Linked DNA regions of Homo sapiens: region 2 is linked to region 1. Evidence: read pairs that join two places in POLR2A ChIA-PET (ENCODE). Cell type or tissue: CD4-positive, alpha-beta T cell. All regions are shown on one strand. Each heading gives the region's core, and the rest is flanking DNA. Links, peaks and the distances in the headings are about the cores only.

What was found. ChIA-PET counts read pairs that join two places held together with the same protein. Peaks named below come from ENCODE experiments on the same cell type or tissue, not always from the same donor. Only the 100,000 strongest peaks of a DNase experiment are listed, where the experiment ranks them.
Region 2: POLR2A ChIA-PET joins it to region 1 with 5 read pairs; 15 of 35 experiments call an interaction of 5 or more read pairs at or near these places.

What each region holds. Positions count from the first base shown.
Region 1 is chr15:63,231,155-63,234,076 of GRCh38, forward strand. All of the region lies in intron 1 of RAB8B (RAB8B, member RAS oncogene family), which reads left to right. Among named protein-coding and RNA genes, the nearest start is that of RAB8B, 43 kb to the left of the region's middle. In CD4-positive, alpha-beta T cell, for the core only: no CTCF peak of the experiment used is centred there; a DNase peak (open chromatin) is centred at 1,437; H3K27ac peaks cover 1,347 bases.
Region 2 is chr15:63,165,366-63,168,287 of GRCh38, forward strand. No RefSeq gene overlaps it. Among named protein-coding and RNA genes, the nearest start is that of RPS27L, 9.4 kb to the left of the region's middle. In CD4-positive, alpha-beta T cell, for the core only: a CTCF peak has its summit at 1,067 (motif pointing right); a DNase peak (open chromatin) is centred at 1,096.

The DNA of each region.
Region 1 (2,922 bases), core at 102-2,601:
GATACATTACATGGATAGCATTCTTTTTAATTTTTTCTTTTTAAGAATTCATTCTAAAAGGGAAAAGAGATATCATTTGTTTTTAGTTAGTTGTACTATGTAGTGTTATTACTTAGTTCTATTAGTTTATTTTTTTAGCTTTCATTTACCTCTAAATGAATGGAAAATACGATACATGGTCAATACTTGGAAAGAGCCAAATAATCAGTTTCACTGCATTTTTGGTGCAACATCATTGGAATGTAGTTGTAATTTTTTCCAGTGATAATTCCAGTGATTTGGCAATATGGTCTTCCCATAGCAATAGCGCCTTAGTACCTAAAATCAGGGATTTGCGTGTTTTTTGTTTTTTTTTTTAACTTCAGTTTTTGAATGTCTTCAGAGTATTCACCTCACCCTTAAATGAAACAGATCTGACTCAGTTGTCAGAATTCAAACAAGGAAATTCTAGGTTTAGGAAATAATAGAGGTTCATACTCGAGGGGTTTTCCTGCTACAAAGGTACACTTTATCAGAAACAATGGATGCAGCAAGAGAGACGCAACTGGTTTTGTTTTGGAGCAGTTTGGTTCTTGAGATAATGATGAATTAATAGTGGGGAAAGAAATGGAAGCTCAGAGGCATTCTGAACTTTCATTCTTTAAGAAAGGTTAGTTCACCAGTTAGCCCCTTTATGAAAAGAGACTTTATTGAAGGTACAACATCTGTTCACTGAGAATCTCTAAAATCCACATTTTGACATCTTCGAGCTTATTGCTACTTCTAGATTGAGTAACACTTGAAACACATTTCCTTTTCAAAGTGCAAGATTTGCAAAAGAGACTTGTCATGAAGTCTTTTGGCCTGGCTTAAATGGTGAGCTGAATGCTGGATAATCTCTGCTGGCTCCTTAATCAGATTTAAAATTCTCAGTGTTTCCTAATTGTTTCTGCATACTTTACCTGAGTTGTAGCTGTATTATTACACTTTATTTGCTATTTTTGTCTTTCTTGACTTTTGGTAGTTCTAGCATTTAGAAACCTTTTATTTATGATTCAACACATAGTTATATTTTAGTAGTTATCATTTGATATATAGTTATTTATTTTGCTCATTTATTTCCCAGAGATATATTAAGGGTTAATTAGATCATTATATTTTAACCTTACAAATTAAAGCCCTTCGAGACTCAAATAGAGACATTGTTTAAAACTATTCTTAATTGTACTATTTGTATATCTATAATGCATGTTTATGGCTCAAAGAGAAATTAGTAAATTCTTCCTAATTTCTGAAATTAGTTTATGAGTTTGTTATATTTTGTTGGTATGATTAGATCTTATGGGTACAGCTGTCATATGAAGAATGCCAAGAATTGAATTTAATTTAGTAACAAATAGAAAATTCTGAAACAGTGTAAAGCCGTTCAGCTTTTTTAGCAGGAAGTGGTAATGTGTGTCACTGTTGACATATATAAATGCCATTTAATTTGCCACTTCCTATTCATAGGATGGAAGAACCAAACACGTCAGAAAATTCTAGTCCATCTTCTTAGTTTATCAGGTTTTTTTTTAAGGGCAAGTTATATTTGCTGACCATTTGTCCCCCTTAAAAAATGCCCCGTTTTCCTCTGTTGGGTTGAACAAAGCTAAAATAAACGTATTTGGCTGCCAGTGATCATTTCACACTGTTGTTAAATGTTTTCTAAACTTACTTTTATTGTGTTTTTCCTCCTAAACTTTAGACTTCCTAATTTTCAAACAAGAAAACAATTTTAATATAAATAAACAAAAATTTAAATAGTTATAAATATATCCAGCAAAATAACTTATACTTGGTGAAAATAGCTTTATAACTTATGCGACGTATATTTATGAAAGAACAATGCCTTGACCTCTTTTTTTTCAATCTAAGTAGCATTCTTTTTTTTTTTCTTTTTTGTTGAGAATAGTCTCATGGCATGCCAGGGCTGGGGAGTGGTGGCGCAATGATCATAGCTCACTGCAGCCTTTAACTCCTGGCCTCAAGCTATCCGCTCACTTCAGCCTCCCAGGTAGCTAGGACCACAGGCACGTGCCACCACATCCAGCTAATTTTTAATTTTTTTTTTTTTAGAGGTGGGGTCTCATCATGTTGCCCAGGCTGGTCTCCAACTCCTGGCCTCAAGTGATCCTCCCACCTCAGCCTCCCTAAATGCTGGGATTACAGGCATTAGCCACTGTTCCCAGTCTCAATCTAAGTAACATTCTTGATTTATTTCTACCTTTACATTTTCTCCAAGTCCTTTATTTTGAGAAAAAAATATTTTAAAGCTTCAGTTTATGACTCATTTTTTATTTCAGTAGTCCATTTTTCTAATTAGAGATTTCAACTAATTATCCTAAAATCAGCTACTCTAAAATTTCATTAATCTAAATTCAAACCAAAAAAAGCATAAGCAAAATTTGATTGTCAAAGAAAGTTTCAAAACTGGCAAGAACTGTATCTTTATTGTTAATCAAAATCTTAAGGAGGTGAATGTAGCATTTCTTTAAAGTAGACTTCAATATTTGGGAAACTATTTTTCTATTTCTGGAAGATCTCTGAAATGTAAATATACAAACCACATAACCCATATTCAGATAGCCTGGGATCACGTGTTTCCAAATGTACTTTTGAAACAAAGTCCTGTTTTTTTTTCCTTTTTAACTGTAAAAGCACAGTATTTAACTTCTGCTTCTTAAAGTGGGTCAAAGGGGATAGATAACCTTTGTAGAAAAATGTGCAGTGCTGTGAGTAAACCCAGCATTGAAATCTTGCATTGTTATGATTCATTGAAAGGCTGAATGACCCAGAAGTCTGAATTTTTTTTCAAGGTTCTCATGACTGCAGCCAAATTAGTCTTTTAAAAGAAATTCAGTGGGAACGAGGTATAGAAAACCTTAGTTGAAGGTCCCTGATGTT
Region 2 (2,922 bases), core at 101-2,600, 66 kb before region 1:
GCTTGAGCCCGGGAGGGTGAGGCTGCAAAGAGCCATGATTGCACCACTACACTCCAGCCTGGGTGACATTGAGACCCTGTCTCCAAAAACAAACAAACAAATAAGATAAAATTAGGAAAGTGATTCAAAGTCACTGCAGAGTTAATGCGACGACACTGTAGTAACCTCTGCTGCTTCTTCCCTTGGGAAGTGGGTACAAGCAAAATAAGTGAAAAGCATTCTGTTTTTCCATTAGATAAAAGCTGACTAAAAGGCTAATGGGTTAAAGGGCTCAAAGTACAAAGAAGAATGGTGTTCTACTTATTCACACTGAAAAACTTATTCAACTATTTATGGAATGTCTGCTATATACAAAACAGTAAGCAATTTGGAAACCCTATTTCCAGGGAGCACAGAAACTTTAATAGCCGTTTAACCTCTAAGTTGTGTCTCTATCTATAAAATGAAAATATTTATACCTATTTCATAAGGTTATATGAAGAAAAAATGAGATGAGGCATAGTATACCGCAAGTGTTCAATAAATGCCAACTGTAATTCCTAGTGGTTGTCAGGAAGCTAGAACCCAGATTCCTACTACTCCAGGGTAACAAATAAAGGATTTTTCTCCACATTGGAGCAGGAAAGCACCTCTCTTCCCCCGTTCATTCTAGCAAATCTCATTCTCTCTTACCACTTCTAGGAACCCTCTAAGTCAATAAAACCCAAATTTGTTGTACATTAGAATCACCAAAGGAGCAGCTGAAGTCGATTAAATTAGAGTACTTGGGGGTAGAACCCAGCTGGCAGTGTTTTTGTAAACTCCCCAGGTAATTCCATCAGCAGCTAGGGTTGAGAACCACTGCTGTATAAGTTCTCCCGGGTGCTTAGCGTTTGCAAAAGAAATCAGTTGGCTCTGGGAATCTTGGACTGATGGCATTTCCCTCATAACAACTTGTAAAATGCAATGTCATTACAACAGTTGTGCCTTAAGGAAGATGATGAGAATATGTTCTATCTGCAAAAAATACTTACTGGAGTCTCTGAATCAAAAGCTCAGAGACTATTATTTCAAGATCCAATAGGTGGCACAAGGAGCCACTTATACAGGACAAGTGCTGGCCAGCAGAGAACTTTAACTTCCTGTTTCCAGGGGGCCTTCACCTTGGAGATGTCTTCCTACTCATGTTACACAGCCATTCCATAAGTAGCTATGCATAATAGCCCCCTTCAATATACAGAACATAGTTATTTTGGGTTTCCCTAAAGACAGAATATATGGCCTACAGGGCAGGTGAGAGTAAAGCTAGTCTTCCCTAAGTATTTCCCCAATATTTCACTCATCTGAAACTCATTAACTAAAGGAAACCACTTAAATTCCAATTGCCCTCACACAAAAGTGAAATAGCAGCAGGTGGCTCACGCCTGTAATCCCGGCACTTTGGGAGGCTGAGGCAGGCGGATCACTTGAGGTCATGAGTTCGAGACCAGCCTGACCAATATGGTGAGCTGTGCCCCCCCCCCACCCCCACCCCCGTCTCTACTAATAATACAGAAATTAGCTGGGTGTGGTGGCGGGCACCTGTAATCCTAGCTACTCGGGAGGCTGAGGCAGGAGAATCACTTGAACCCGGGAGGAGGAGGTTGCGGTGAGCTGAGATAGTGCCACTGTACTCCAGGCTGGGTGACAGAGTGAAACTCCATCTCCAAACAAACAAAAAAACATGAAATAGCATTGGCTTTAAATGTATTTTTATAGAGACACATAATTGAACAATCTACTAGAAGGGCTATTGTCATTTAGTCGTGCCAGGCCAGTAGTCATTAGGTAGCATAGACTCTCAAACAGTAGGGCATTGGTCAGCGAGCTTGGAGGTGGGGAGGAAGGGGTAGGTGTGCTGATCAGTAGTGTTTGCTAATTTCCATGGTGAAAATATTCCCACTATGACCACTTTCAGTCTACTAAGGTGAAGTCAATTTACAGAGAGTTGGGAAGAGATGAGCACAACCTTCTGATCGGTAATACCTAAGTCTTCTTGGAGTATTTCCATTATCATCAGAACTGCTAATAAAATATCTGTATTGATCATTTTGGGATTCTTTTCCTCTATCCTCTGATCAAAAAGCAGGGAGCAGAAATGAAAAATGAAAGAAAGGATGATCTGTTAGACTAATCCACAGACTGGAAAATTGGCCTTGAATAAAGAAGAGTTGACCTTCTTAATAATTTTACCTGCCTGGGCATAATACATTGCACAGAGTAAGGGCTCTATGGGACATTGCTTTCTGACTTGTAAATAATGTGGTTAAATATTAAAGATAGAATTTCAGATTAGAGGCCAGGTGTGGTGGCTCACGCCTGTAATCCTAGCAGTTTGGGAGGCCAAGGCAGGAGTATCACTTGAGCTCAGAAGTTTGAGACCAGGCTGGGCAACATAGTGAGAAACCATCTCTACTGAAAAAAAAAAAAGAAAAAAATTCATTCCACATTAGGGATAATCCACTCCAATTTTAGACAGCTCTACTTATTCCTTATGTTGTATCAAAATCTGCTTGCTTTTTAATTTGAATTCACCTATTGAAGTTCTGTCTAGGGAGGGAACATAGAAATACATATCATTCATTTTACAAACAAGTCTAGGCTGGTCACAGTGGCTCACACTTACCATCCCAGCACTTTGGGAGGTCAAGGTGGGAGGATCACTTGAGGCCAGGAGTTCACGACCACCCTGAGCAACATAGGGAGACCCTATCTCTACCAAAAAAAGAAAATTAGCTGGGCATGGTAGCACATGCCTATAGTACCAGCTACTCAAGAGACTGAGGAGGGAGGATCACTTGAACCCAGGAGTTTGAGATTATGAGTGAGCTGTGATCTCACCACTGCACTCCAGCCTGGGCGACAGAGTGAGATTCTGTCTCTAAAAAAATAAAAATAAACTCT